3 separate regions of the Mus musculus genome follow, and regions 1 and 2 are each linked to region 3. The links are chromatin loops, found by intact Hi-C in ENCODE. Cell type or tissue: heart. All regions are shown on one strand.

Region 1 (5,000 bases), 63 kb after region 3:
CCTTGAACCTAATTACTGGTCTAGGATGTGGAGATTCGTCTTTCTTCTCTGAAGGACAGTCATTCGTTCCCAGCCTTCTCAGCTCTCGGCATCTCAAACGCATGCTTTTGATTTCATCATACCTGTCTTATGTAAGAATGCAAAGCGCAAGGGTTGAATGCCGCATCAAAAATGCCACTTAGTTATTCCATTAAGATAAAGAGGTCCCGCTCTCACCTCTCCTAACTTATCCTTAAGTGAGAAGTCGAAGCTTTTAATTTAAAATCTCTGATAAGGGAAACATTAGACTTAAAAACAAACAAACAAACAAACAAACAAACAACCAGAAAATAAATGAAAAAGCAAGTTGGAGTCCAGTGTTGAGAACACATAATACCCAGCCTTGGAGGCCGGTTCAGGGAGTGTTTCCTGCTACACAGAGGGCCACACAGGACTAGTTACAGAGAAGCCTAACATACATAGTGAGGTCTTACCCCTACAAATCAACACACAAGCACACCCGCACACACTCATGCATACACCCGCACACCCACGCAGGACCACTCCCACACAGGCATGCACCCCGCATACACGCACCATAAACATTTTAGTTAAGTAATCAATGAATGTCACACAATCAGCTGTGGCTTCTGGTCATGCTTTGACTTTGTGTTACTTCTTTTCTTTATTCCCATCCTGCAAAATTGAGAATTTCAGAACACTAGATACGTGGGAGTCAAGGTTCTGATTTTTTTCTTTCTTAAGTAGTTTAAACAACTTTTAGTTGACATGTTGGTTTTAATATACTGACTTAGTAGTCATTTTGGAGACTACGTTTGTTGTCTGCTTTGGGAAAAGTAATCACATCTCTTTTTCAGAAATTCGACAAGATAACAGTAGCAGAGGAGGGCTTGGTGTAGCTGAGTGGCTTATTTTAAATTCCATTGTTACTTACAATGGTTTTTCATGTAAATACATACAAATAACTTGTTAAAAAAAGTCATGGCCGGATAAAAGCGGCGTAAAGAGCTTGACCTAGCTGGGCGTGGGCCTTTAATCCCAGCACTCAGGAGGCAGAGGCAGGGGGATCTCTGAGTTCAAGGCCAGCCTGGTCTACAAAGTGAGTTCCAGGACAGCCAGGGCTACACAGAGAAACCCTGTCTCAAAAAACCAAAAAAAAAAAAAAAAAAAAAAAAAAAAGAGCCTTAAATATATCCTAGAATACCCGCCTGCCGTGGCTTGCTGATTCTTGTAACAGCACACAGAGTTAGGGAAAGAAACATCTACCCTGACAGCAAGGGTCCCTGAGACCCCTGCTAGAGCTGCCTCCTGAGGCCAGGTTCCTCATTGCCTTGGCAACACTGTGAGCCTCAGGTCTGCTAGTAGCAATCCCCTAGCTCCATCCCTCTGCCTTCCCTCAGAGAAAACTTTATAGAACCTTCATCAGCTTTGTCAGCTTAAACACTTCAGTGATACCCTTGTCAGGAGACATAAGCAGTGTCTCTCCAAACAATCTCTCAGAACTTCTAAGGAAAAAATAAGATTAAAAATTGCTTTAAAAAAAGTTGCCCAGGCAAGCCCTGGTTCCTGGAAATGGGCACCCAGGACAGGATCGAGGAGGACTGGACTTGCAGGCCTCATGCTTATTAATGTAACGAAGCAGCTTCACTGAAACTGGTCTTAGATGTGAACTGTGTTCTTAGGGGCATTCCCTTTTGAGGCTATCCTGTGATTGCTGCTGTGGCCAACGGTGGCCTTCAGAACACGATTCAAAAACCCCAGTGTGGGTGAAAAAAAAGCTCCTGGTCACTTCCTCGCAGGACAATCACACATACCCTGCTTTCTCTCCAGCCCCTCAGTGACAAGCAGCCTGCGACAAGGCTGGAAACTTCCAATCCTTTGCCAGCCACCCACCCTCCCTCCATCCTTCCTTTCTTCCCCTCCCCTTCATCTTTCTCCTTCTCTCTCATCTTCTATGGCTCCACAGTCTTGGGATAGTGTGGAAATGAACAGTTCCCCAGCCTCTGCACCCTAGCACCCTAGCACCCTAGCACCCTAGCACCCTAGCACCCTAGCACCCTAGCACCCTAGCACCCTAGCATCCTAGCATCCTAGGACTGGGATTACAGGTGAGGTTAGTAAGTTCAGCTTGTCTCCTTAAGCTTGCCTAAGCTTACCTACCTCCTCAGCCATTCCTCTTGAGCAAGACTCTATGAACTCAGCTTTTGCTGAAGGCTGCTTCTCCAGAAGTGATTAAAAACTAAATCGGGCTGCCAAAGAGATGGCCCAGCAGTTAAGAATGCAGACTGCTCAGGTTCTGTTCTTGGCACCCACATCATGGTTCACGACCACCCATAACTACAGGGGTATTTTGGATGTTTTATGCATATTTGTGTGTGTTTCTGGGTGTATGTATGACCGCTTCTGTTATTGCGCATATTTGTGTGTGTTTCTGGGTGCATGTATGACTTCTTTTGTTATTGCACACATGTGGTGCACATACATACACCCAGGGACACACACAAATACACATAAAATAAAGTAAGTAAAATATGGAAAAGACCTGCCTGCCCCCTCCCCCCACAATGGTCTTCACTGTTCTTCACACAGGAATTTTTGTTACCAATAACACCCCTCCCAGTTTTAAGTGGTTAAACAAAAATACCCATAAGAATCCCTTCATCTCATTTGGGATATTTAGGAGGCACGGTGAGTGAGCCTTCTTGGGTCTGTGGCTCTGTGTGTACACTGGCAGTGTTTCTTTGTGACTCACGTGGTGCTGGCAGGGGCAGTTTCCCTAGCTGTTGGACTAAGGCCTGATGACCTGTCACTTGGGGCCTCTTGGTTTCTACAGAGACCACATGATAGTTTGCTTCACTGGAGCAAGTGCTTGCATGGGGGGGGGGGGGACTGAGGTGAGGGGAGGCATGGGCTTACTGAGTTACTCTGCTCTCCTGCTGGGGATGGGGCACTGCACACAGTACACCCTCAGTGAGGGCTGTCTGGGAGGTCTGAGATCACAGCCTCGAGGGCTTTTGGGGTTACCCAAATAGGAAGCTGAGGGTCTTGTCCTCTCAGCTTCACTTTCCTTCCTTTCCTGCTACAGGCAACCTGATGCAGTAACTGTGATGCTAGGGTTTAAAGAGAGGCATATTTTAAATAATGTGGCTCCTAAATACCATCTGAAAGTCAACTCCCTCGTCTGATCTTCAGCTGCAGAAAAAAAAAGGGACTAATTTAGAATACCAAAAGATCTCTGTAGGATTTACTAAGTAGAGGTGGTGGCGTGTGTGGAAGAGGTCGGCAAATGTTATTTTGAGGATATGCAGTCCGGGTTTCTGCCCTGAATTCAGGTTCTAATGTGGAGTAAGACAAGTCTTGTCTTCTCTGAAGAAGGCCCTGGTGAGTCTCTGTGTTTCCTGATTTGCCTGAGCAGAGCCACTTGACAACTGGCCCAGATGCACTCATGTCCAGTGTCCATACTTTGACTCTCAATTCTCTTTTTAAAATATTCACTGTCTCACTATCATTCCCTGTCTATAGCACACAATTAAGCACTGGTAATGGTCTCATATTTGAGTGTTGCACAACTTTTCTGGGGTGCATGTCTAAGAGCAGTGATGTGGGTTGACAAACAGCACTTGTGATTTTTCTTTTTTTCTTTTTCTTTTTTTTGAGACAGGGTTTCTCTGTGTAGCCCTGGCTGTCCTGGAACTCACTCTGTAGACCAGGCTGGCCTCAAACTCAGAAATCCACCTGCCTCTGCCTCCCAAGTGCTGGGATTAAAGACCCCCACGGCCGGCTAGCACTTGTGATTTTTGTTATTTTTTTCCCCCCTAGTTTCGACACCGACAGTGTTTGATCTTGAATCAGACACCTCTACTTTTCAATCTTCATTGTTTCCAAATATTTTGTCCTTTAAAGTCAAGAGAATTGCTCTGGTTTTACGGTGACATTTCTGTTCAAATTTTTAACTGTTAACTATTATCAGAGCAACCCTTTGGCACGAAACGTCTCTGAACTGAATGCATGCGCTTTCTCCTATCCTAGCTTTGTGAGTCCAAATTGTTCTGCCTCACGTTATGATTGTGAATGGACCCTTGACCTAACCAATTGCCTAAGGGAGTAGTAGCCAGCTCCTGGACATTCCCAGTGCTGCCTGTGGATGGATACCACAGGACTTGTGAACTTGAAGAACCTACCTACGGTACAACACGGACTTGGAGCACTGCTGCTACCCTGAGGCCTCAGAGAGGCAGGGTCTCTGCAAGAAAAGAAATCAGAAGTAGATTTTTTTTTCTCCCTAAGAGATTTTTAGTAGTCTTTAGATAAAGGGGATGGGGTGGCTTGTAGAATGTACCTATCTTTGTTCAGTCTCATCCTAGAGAGAATATTATCTTTTAGAAAAATTCCCTGATTTGGGGTTTGGGAACTGGATTGAAGTCCTCTCAGGAAGAGTAGCAAGTGTTCCTAACTACGGAGCTATGTTTTCAGCCCCAAGAAGGTATGGATACTCCGGTCTATGAATCTTAGCTTGTACTTCACTTTAGTATTGAAATGGTATGCCATACATAAAACATACAATGTTCTAACCTGCACTGTAAATAACAATAGAACTCTTTTGACTTTTTAAATCTTTTGTGTTTAGGTATGGGTGTGTGTTCATGTGTGTGGGTTCAGGGACAAACTTGTTTGAGGCAGCTTTCTTGTTGTTTGCCACTGCATATACCAGGCTAGCTGGATTGTGAGTTTCTAGGAATCTCCTGTGTTAGCCAGTAGTCTCTCTGTAAGAGTTCTAGGATTATGGATAATTCATTACTTCATCCATAATTTTGTGGGCTCCAGTGATTGAATCTCAGGTCTTCATGCTTGTATGCTTTCGTGACAAGTACTTTACCCAACGAGCCTCTCTCCTCCTATCTCCTGGAAATTCCCACCTGCCCGTGTCCCTCACAGCATAACCACTATCTCCCTGACTTCCTTATGCACTGTATCATAGGACCTAGAACACAGAAGGAGTC
Region 2 (5,000 bases), 57 kb before region 3:
CCTTTTAAAACCTGGGGCACTTTTATTTGCATACAAAAATGGAAGTGATCCAAAGAGTTTTCTGGAACATGCCTCCTTTTTCATCTCTCCACCAACCACAGTAGTAAAATGGTCCAATAAGTTCAAGCTATCCACTTGGCCCAAGCCAGACCAGTGATGCCACACCACAGCCTCTGCTGGTTTTAGAGCCAGGGCTCATTTGCTTTATCAGGTGACTCTCCAGGGGCTTTGGATCTGTGGACTTGGAGAAGGAGCATTTAAAATGAGGCTTCCTTGGTCTTAACTCTGAAATCCTCAAAATTACTGAGAGCCTGGCTTGCATCATGTGCCAATTCTATTATCCACACACTCAGGGGTAGACAGGAGAATTGTCCCAAGTTCAAGACCAGCCTAGGCTAATTATCAAGCTTCTGCCTTAGAAGCCAAAACAAACCAACCAACAAACAAACCAGAATTGATTGAGAAAAAAGGGAAGGCTTCTGGTAGTAGCTAAATCGGCAGAAGGTTGAGGAAAGGAATCCTAAGGAGAATTCCAGAACAAGTTGCTAGAAGAACATGCATCTTTCCCAGTTTCCCTATTGAAACCCTTGGGGTAGAGACTGATTCTGACTCCAATTTCTGATTCAGAATCAGTTTAAGAAATGTGTGCTCCTCCAAGGAGCTGAAGGGGTCTGCAACCCTATAGGTGAAACAACAATATGAATTAACCAGTTACCCCCCCACCCCCCACCCCAGAGCTCATATCTCTAGCTGCATATGTAGCAGAAGATGGCCTAGTCTGAGTTCGAGACCAGCCTGGTCTACAAAGTGAGTTCCAGGACAGCCAGGGCTATACAGAGAAACCCTGTCTCGAAAAACCAAAAAAAAAAAAAAAAGAAAGAAAGAAAGAAAGAAAGAGAGAGAGAGAGAGAGAGAGAGAGAGAGAGAAAGAAAGAAAGAAAGAAAGAAAGAAAGAAAAGAAAAGAAAAGAAGAGAAAAGGAAAAAAGAAAATAGGAAATGTGTACTCCTTTGGTGTTCTTGTGGGAATCCTAACAGTGGGGACGACTTGTGGGACCCTTTTCTCCCTATGGGTTCCCTGCTCCTGTCTTGATGTGATGGTTTGTGCTTGGTCTTATTGTAGCTTGTTATACCACGTTTGGTGGATGTTCCTGGGAAGCCTGCTTTTTTTTTTTTTTCTGAGGAGAGACTGACAGGGGTAGGGGAATAGGGGAATAGATGGGGGAGAGGGGAGTTGGAGAGGGGAGGGGAAAGCTGTTGTCTATATGTAATATATTAGAGAATAATAAAAGAAAAAAGAAGAAGAAAGAAAGAAATGTGTGTTCTAGTGTCTTGGAAAGGAATGCAGGGATATTCTTGGGTATAGAGCAAGCCTCCTTGATAACGGCCCACTGGTTTCCCCCACTTCTTTTGAAACATTCCTTATTATAGCTGAATTAGATCCACGTGTGGCTTTGTTCTAGTTAACAAAATCAGAGTTATCATTTGTTTAAATGGCTGTAAGCATATGTGGACATTTGCTTATTCTTAACACAGGATGTGATTATGAAGCTGGTGGTTTACCCAGTGACTTTTGACGTTTTTCTGCTTTCTGCTCTGCCTTTTGGAGAGCACAAGCGAAGGGTGAGGAAACTTCAGGCCTTCACGCTGCCGCAGCTTTATGGCCTCAGCCTAACAGGTTAAATGGAAACGACCTGATGCTGCTCTGCCTACACCATATACCTACCCTGCTACCACTGAGCCTCACCTGGAATGGAATCAGTTTTAAATACACCTGGAAGAGATACACTCGTCTTTTCATTCATAGCCCATCGAACCATCTAGCTTGCATCCAACCACCTGGAACTTTAGGGCTGAGGTGCGGTTAGGTCAGGGTAGATGGAGGACATTAAACGATATATATATATATCAGTCAGTCCGACTGACCCAAGGTGTAAATAGAAAAGGAATGAAAAGCCGTCTACAGCAGGTTCTCCACCCTATCTTAACATTTATACAAGTCTAAGCCACCAAGAAGGGGACAGCATCATTTTGTTTCAAGTTGAGAATCATGCAAAGGAGGAGCAAATAGCAAAATCATTTTCTGCTGCAAGAGTTGACTGTAACCTCCATCTAAAAGAATCTACGGGCATTTGGTCCTCCAAACAGCAGAGCATAAATGTTAACGTCACTAGGTAAACCATAGATTTTACGCAGCTTTCCTGAGACATAGGGGGTTTCCAAAAGTGCAGGGTACCCAGATAAATCCACAAAAGTTTTAAATGCAGAGACAGGCATATACAGCAACAAGTCTCTTGAGTCACCTGAATGGTGTCCGCAGTTCCTTTCTTCTGGCCCAGCGAACTAGCCGACTTGTAGAGGACCCAGTCTGTAACCTAGCTGAAAGAAAAGCTCAGAACCTATGCTACCCGCCAGGAATCGTTGGCGCCTGCGCAGTAGGATCAAAGAGCTGGGCTGCGCTCGGTCCCGCCCCTCTGGCAGTTCAAGGCTCCCGGCTCCAACTGGAACCTGGCGTTGACCGCCTGGTTGCGACTCTCCTGGCCGCTGAGTTTAGCTGCGGGCTCCCTGCACCGGGTCGGTTCAGATGTACCACGAGCAGAGCCTGAGAAAGGATTATAAAAAAGAAATGCACTGTGGAATCTGCTAAAGTCAGACTGACTCCTTGGTTTAGAGGAGCGTTGGGTTCTTTGTATAAGTAGGCATATGAAGAGAGCAGTTAGCGGCTGGGGGATGTAGCTCAGTGGTAGAGCGCGCGCTTCGCATGTGTGAGGTCCCGGGTTCAATCCCCGGCATCTCCAAGCAGCCGGAATTCTGTTTTTCATTCTTTCTCAAAGAAAAGATTTTCACTTGTACATTTTGCCCACCACTACAACATCGAAAACCGAAAACAAAAAGGCCGTGAAAAATCTGCAGTGTGGAAAACTCACTCTAGTGATTGCTGGGAAAACAAGTGAAACGAAATGCTAGGAAGAAAAATTCGTAGTTTCTTTCTTCATTAATGTTAATATTTTAGAAAAACAAGATTTGAAACAAAAAGGCAAGTGCATTGGCCGGGAATCGAACCCGGGCCTCCCGCGTGGCAGGCGAGAATTCTACCACTGAACCACCAATGCAAGCACATATTATGGTGTTCTGTTATACTATACTAGGATATATTTACACATGAGTAATTCTTGTGTCAATTCTGTTTTTATATATATATTTAAAAATTAGGAAAAGAAACAGAATTCTTTTGTTTTTCTCCTTAAGTTTTTAAATCTCACTTACATACATTGTATTTGAAGATAGTTCCACTGATCACAGAATCTTAGGGCAGAAAACGTTTCTACATGTATCATTGAGCATGTCACAGAGTTTTAAATTCAACGATCGTTAAATATTGGCAAAATATTAACATTTTAAAATTCTTACTATTCTAACTTTTGTTAAACTGTATGAGGGTTTTGGGGTGGGAGTTTGTGTTTACTTGGTTTTGTTCTTGGCAAAGAATGCAAGTGTATGAAGATTTACTCTATATACAACTTTATGATCTCCAGCCTATTTTCAAATACTTTGATCTCATTTATATGTGTGTATAATATATATATATATATTAATATATATGTATGTAATAATATATGTATATATATTATACTATATATATGTGGATATAATATATATTATATGTGGATATAATATATAATGGAGATATATATCCTATTTTGATTTTGTTTTGTTTTTCGAGACAGAGTTTCTCTGTGCAGTCCTGGAACACTGTAGACCAGGCTGGCCTGGAACTCGGAAATCTGCCTGCCTCTGCATGCACCAACACTGCCTTTTTTCCAGACAGGGTTTCTCTGTGTAGCCCTGGCTGTCCTGGAACTCACTCTGTAGTCCAGGCTGGTCTTGAACTCAGAAATCCACCTGCCTCTGCCTCCCAAGTGCTGGGATTAAAGGCATGTGCCACAGCACCCAGCTTGGCCAATTATTTTAAACAGTCAGAAAAACGGAAATATTTTTAGGGATTGGAAATAGAAATGAGAATGAGGAATTAGAAACTTTGACACAACTTAAGTTATTAGGAGAAAACTGAACTGTCCTACTGACACCCCCCCCCCCACACACACACACACACACACATACACACACAGAACTGGGACGTATTACTTACTCTGGCCAAGTGACCTGAGTTCTGTAGATGGTTCCTGTCTCGTGAGTGAAATGACACTCTTGGGATCTCTTTCAGCTCGTAGGATGGGTCTGAACCTTCACCTCATTTCCATGGAAAGGGGCACTGCCAAAATCCAAACCAGGGTCTATCAGGATAAAATAACAGAAAGAAATGAGGTCATGAAAATATTGTTCAAGGCAAAGATGTACTTGTAATTCATAGAATACTGTGGATTTAGATAGACATCATTGGCCTCTTTACTTTTGGAAGGAAAATTCCGACATTTTTGAAGGACCTCTGACTAGCTAGGAAAGATTCCAGGAAAAATAAAATAGAATAAAATACAAGCCACACTAGCAGTTTATGCTAGCAGTTACAGAGGCTTGGTGAGTTAGCTGTGCGTGGACTTCATCCTAGTGAAGTAAATCACTGCAACTTAACAAAAGATGAAGCTGAGGCATGTAGGGGGAAGATTGGGACCTGGCCACTATTTCATCCGGTGTCTGAGAGCTTAGCCAACTGCCCAAGCTATCTACCTGAAATATGGCTTTGTAACTCAGGATGTTATCCATTAAGAATCGTTGAGTGCAGATAAAGAAAGATTATAAACAGCCGCTAAAATAATGTGAGGGTTTATACATTGATAAAGTGTCCGAGGAAGTTTGAGTATAGGGGTATGGGGATAAACAGCAGAACTTGAAGTTAAAAAAATTATAGAATCACAAATATTAAAAATATATATAAGATATTAGAGAACAGGAAAATCTAAACTCCAATCCCAAGTAGCCTGAGAGAGAGCAAGGTCAGACCATTTTACTTTGAATATAGTTTGTTTTTGCCAACGAGCGAAAT
Region 3 (5,000 bases):
GCACCAGAGGCAGAGGCCAGTAAGATCTCTGTGAGTTCAAGGCCAGCCCGGTCTAAAGGGTTAGTTCTAGGTCTACAGAGTGAGTTTAGAGACCCAGTCTCTAAAAACAAACCAGACATGAATGGAGTAGGTGAAGAGATTTTATAAGTCTCTGTGATATTTTAAAGTACTTACCTTAAACCTTTACATTTTAAAATTATCTGTTGTTCACTGAAAAAATGAGTCTGTCCCCCCCACCTGCTTCAGATAGGCCTCACTGTAGCTCTGGCTGTCCTGGAATTTGCTATGTGGGCCACACTGATGTCAAGTTCATGGCCATTCTCTATCTCCAAGCAGCTGGGATTAAAGATGTGCTGTTTTATTTTATTTTTTAAAACAAACAAACAAACAAACATGTTCTAAGTTAGTTGTGATCTGAGCAGTTGGAAGCAAGCAGTAGTTTTAATTCATGAATATATCTGCTGTAGAGCATTTTCCTCTCTAATTTTGCTCCTTTTATTCAGCAGTGGTGGGGATGAAATGTGATATACACAGGAACAATGCCAAAATGCAGTGGTTTTGACAGAGAGGACTCAAAAGAAACACATGGATTGTTTGGGGCTGCTTCCTGGCTCTTTACCCTTTTCCCACATTGTCGCATCTTTTTCCTTTAGGGCTCTTCATGAATCCTATTGGATGCTTCCTGTTCTGATCTTTTTTGTTTGTTTTGAGGCCCATATTTGTCAAGTGCAATGCTGCCCAGGGCTTCCGATTTTTCTCCTCTGTCGTCTAAGTTATGCCGAGGTCTGATGGGTGCTCATGGGTTTCTGATGAGAGCTGAATCCTTCATGGGTGGAGTACTTAGTGAAGAAAGACTTGACATAGTTGGGCCAGAAACACACTGTTCACTTAAGCATCCACTTAAAGCCAACGAACATTTAAACATCTTTTATAGGCACTAGGATGCGAAAGTCAATGGCGGAATGGTTTCATTTCCAGGAACTGCAGTCTTTTAGGTGAATTAGTGGGAAGTCAGCATGGACCCTGATTTCGACCTACTTCTTTGCAGAGAAACGCATTGAACTTCTAAGTAAATATTTGAGATCTGAAAAACAGGAAAACCGAAAGTCAGTGGCTTACTTCTAGGGCTCTCAAACTAGAATCCTTTAGGACCGAGCTATTGAACATCAGCTCTCAACCCTTAGTGTGAATCTGGACCTCTGTAATGCTTGGTTAGGTCTGGAGCTGGAACTCGGATGTTTGGGACTCAGGTAGCCACTAGCTCAGATTGTTTGCATTTCTGCCAAGTTCTCAGGTGATGCTGTACCAGGCACCATAGCTGTACTGTGAAAGGCACATTTTAAACGCTAAAGATTCCCTGGCTTATTTCCAAACCCTTTCAGTGGTACAGCGACAGAAGCTTAGTTCGTAAATTTAGCGTGTCCAAGGCCAGGAACAAGTTCTTTTGCCTTTACAGAGGGTTTGTTTGCCATAAGTTACTGTGAGTTTGTGACCCCAAACTATAGGCATTTCTACAGGGTTTAAGAATACTATGTATGTGACTTAGCAATTGATTACTAAACACTGCTACAATTTCCTTCAAACTAATTTGGCACGAGGAGCTTTTCGGATCAGTCCCTGCCTACTTTTCAACACCATAATCTCAGGATTTAAAGTGGGGTCTTTCGGAACCCGAACTGAGCCCTCCTTGGGTACCCTTGGTTTTGCTTAACCCTTTTAGTTGCAACAAGTGAGCTGGGCATGCTCAGTGGGCAGGGTCGGGTTGGGAGGGGGTGCAAGTGGGAAGCCTGTGGCTCCGCAGCCAGGGTTCTCCGCCTCCCCCCACCTGTACGAGGCCCGGCCCGCTGGGCCAGCGCTCAGCATCCCACCCTTGCTGATTTGGCTTGTTCTTCTCAGCGGGTCCCGGTGCTAACATTCAGGCCCGGGGTCCACAGGCCTGGAGCGCCCACAGAACACGCTGGGGTATCTGGGCCGAGAGCTGCAGGCCGAGTCCCTAGAGTCCCCCGACTCCTAGACGCCTTTCTAGGCCCAGGGAAGCCTGGCGGCTGGGAGGCGCGGAGGAGGGGACGCCGGATCTAAGGGCGCGCGACGGGTGATCAGGTAAGGCAACCCCGGTAGGCAGCAGGCGGGGGAAACGTCCTCCCCCTAGGGCAGATGGCAGGAGTGGCCCGCGTGGGGAGGGACAGAAACCCAACACCACAGCGGCTTCCCCGGCCTAGCTCAGCCCTCTCTTCTTTCCTCCAGCTAGCAAGGAGTGGCAGGGTATGGAGTCGTGCTCCGCCGGGGCTCAGGGCAGGATCGATAACCTCGGGCATGGCCAGCCCACGTCCCTGCGAGACCCAGAGCGCCGGGTCTGCAGCCGCCCTTTCCCACCGGCTGCACTTCCGCATTTCCCTGCCGGGCAGAGTCGCCCGGGCCGCGGTGTCGCGGCGAAGGCGGTGGCTGAGTTGCCGGATCATCCCCCGGGGAGGCGGAGGCGCACGAGGGGAGGAGGAAGTGGCCGGGAGGGGCGTCGGCGGGCGGGTCGGGTTACGGTGGCCCCGCCTGACCCGGTGACATCCCGGCGCGCTCGCCGCGAGCTCAGGGCCACTCTGGTTCTCGGTGAGGCCGACTCCGTTCTGGCTGGAGGATCCTGACTCCCTTGCTCGCCGACCCCTTGCGCGTGACGACCGATCTCAGGTGTGTGCGTCCTGGCGACCTGGTCCTCTGCCTCGGCTTCTAGGAGGAAGTGGTCCCTCTCTGACTTGTGTGACTCGGTGGGACTGCGGTGTGGCGGAGGTGGAGGTGGTGGTGGCGGGAAACTGGGGCGAGACTGTGAATTTGTTCCCACCAACGGAGGAGGAGCACAATTCTCATTCAGGGTTAGGCGAGACTGGAATACGTTTGAGATACGCTTTACCTAGCTGGAGGCAGGGCGTTCCCACATCAATGAAACTTTATGCAAAGTTTTAACTTGTGAAAGTGGCTTGTCTGATGCGGAGGCTTGCTGTTTCCTTCTGAGGTGAGGCGGGGAAGACCCTTCTGCAAGGGGGAGGAGGCTTTCTTTGAGAAACTCAGTTGCCGGGGTGTGACTGGCCCAGGAGGAAATGCAAAGTGTACACCGGCAACAGCCTCCTCTCTCCGCAAAGCAACTGTGTCTTGCCAAAGAAAGTTTGCTGAGTGCTGCAGCTTTAGGAAGGCTTTTAGCAGGTGATGGTCCCTAGACCGTCCTTTATCCCTTAGGAAGATATACGTACTCCTGAAACAGCCTTCCTCAAGCAACACAAGTTCTTACAAAAGTTCAATGACAGGGGCATCTAAGTGTTACAAGAAGTAAATATCCCAGGGGTTGCTACAGAAACAGCCAAAAGTTACATTTGTCAATTTGTGTGAGTAGGTGAGAGAAGGAAGTTGCCCTGTTTGCTTAAAACAAAACTTTGTATCTTGCATGTATTTCAAAGTTTGAGAGTCTTGGAATTTCTCTTTTTGAACGTGGAAAGTGCTGGTGATGGCCTCTCTGGGACCATGGGGCTTCTTGGGAGCTGTTGGTTAGCATATGGGGCCTGGATGCCATTGCCCAGTGGATAGCATGTGCTGTCTCTGGGGCCTTAATGATGAGTGTTGAAACCTCCCCCTGTTTCTCATAGAGACATTAGTCAAACGACCACACTTCCTTCATTTTAGCAACCTAACCCTTCACCTCAGTGAACAATGGGAAAGAATTTGGGATGAGAGACAAAACTGTTAGAACTCTGCTTTCTGAGAGCATTAGTCACATAGTCACCTTATAAATAAGTCATTCTAGGAACCATGGGAAGGCAGTTGCATGCCTCACTGTTAATGAAAAGGGCACAGAGTTAGCAGTTCTCAGTGGATGTCACACCCCACTGCTGAGTCTTATAACTAATGCTTCTTATAGACAGTCAAAAAAGAGTTGATTGTCACTGTGGATGAATGAGATGAATGATGTTGACATACTGATAGAATTCTTACATTATCCTGTCCATAGTCAGGATGTAAGTTTTTTTTTTTTTTTTAAGATTTATTTTATGTATATGAGTACACTGTACTTGTACAGATGCTTGTGAGCCATCATGTGGTTGTTAGGAATTGAACTTGGGACCTCTGCTTGCTCTGGCCCCACTTGCTCCGGCCCAAAGATTTATTTGTTGTTATATCTAAGTACACTGTAGCTGTCTTCAGGCACACCGGAAGAGGGTGTCAGATCTCATTACTGATGGTTGTGAGCCATCCTGTGCTTGCTGGGATTTGAACTCAGGACTTTCAGAAGGGCCGCCAGTGCTCTTAACCCCTGAGCCATCTCTCCAGGCCAGGATGTACGTTTTTACTGGGGTTGGGTGTGTCTTACACACTTTCAGATCTCTAGCACCAGGAGTGGTGGCTTGGTTTGCAATAGTCTTCCACAAATGCTTTCTCCGGCAGTGACTAACCTGAAACAATGTATCTGAGTCTAAGAAACAGAAAGTTTTGGCCTTAGAGAACATGTTCAAATTTACTAAGTCTCATAGACAAAATATGGGTAATGGTATATGTATATGTACACACACACACACACACACACACACACACACACACACACACACATATACGTATACACACACACACATATATATACCAGGTCTACAATCACTAGTAATATGTCCTAGAGGCAAGAAACTCTAAATGTTAGTGTCCTTCCTCTTATTTTTCTTTTGCATTGGAAAAGCAAATTTTGGGAAAAAGCATACAGCTAGACAGGTGATTTAGGTTTGGGGTTTTTTTTTTTTTTTGTTTTGTTTTGTTTTGTTTTTGTTTTTGTTTTTGTTTTTGTTTTTTTTTTTTTTTTTGGTTTTTCGAGACAGGGTTTCTCTGTATAGCTCTGGCTGTCCTGGAACTCAGAAATCCACCTGCCTCTGCCTCCCGAGTACTGGGATTACACCACGCCCGGCAGTGATTTAGTTTTTATATGTCATGCCAGAGGAAGGCAAGAGGCAGCTGTGGTTATTAGAAGAGGGAACAAT

What was found. Peaks named below come from ENCODE experiments on the same cell type or tissue, not always from the same donor. Only the 100,000 strongest peaks of a DNase experiment are listed, where the experiment ranks them.
Region 1: a loop joins it to region 3, with 2.1 times the contacts of the local background. A loop is called at or near these places in 2 of 42 quality-filtered maps.
Region 2: a loop joins it to region 3, with 5 times the contacts of the local background. A loop is called at or near these places in 19 of 42 quality-filtered maps.

Annotation. Positions count from the first base shown.
Region 1 is chr2:57,298,910-57,303,909 of GRCm38, forward strand. The region is part of intron 3 of Gpd2 (glycerol phosphate dehydrogenase 2, mitochondrial); the gene reads left to right. Among named protein-coding and RNA genes, the nearest start is that of Gpd2, 63 kb to the left of the region's middle. In heart, no CTCF peak of the experiment used is centred here; a DNase peak (open chromatin) is centred at 2,772.
Region 2 is chr2:57,179,354-57,184,353 of GRCm38, forward strand. It overlaps BB557941 (expressed sequence BB557941), which reads right to left and starts at 2,401. Exons shown (of 3, transcript NR_040356.1): 1 at 2,302-2,401. It overlaps 4930555B11Rik (RIKEN cDNA 4930555B11 gene), which reads left to right and starts at 2,478. Exons shown (of 4, transcript NR_040633.1): 1 at 2,478-2,572. n-TAcgc8 (a tRNA gene) reads left to right here and starts at 2,725; the gene lies at 2,725-2,796. It overlaps n-TGgcc8 (a tRNA gene), which reads right to left and starts at 3,111; the gene lies at 3,041-3,111. In heart, a CTCF peak has its summit at 2,622; DNase peaks (open chromatin) are centred at 2,448 and 3,038; H3K4me3 peaks cover 1,741 bases; H3K27ac peaks cover 1,286 bases.
Region 3 is chr2:57,235,889-57,240,888 of GRCm38, forward strand. It overlaps Gpd2 (glycerol phosphate dehydrogenase 2, mitochondrial), which reads left to right and starts at 2,494. Exons shown (of 17, transcript NM_010274.3): 1 at 2,494-2,679. In heart, no CTCF peak of the experiment used is centred here; a DNase peak (open chromatin) is centred at 2,493; H3K4me3 peaks cover 2,180 bases; H3K27ac peaks cover 1,678 bases.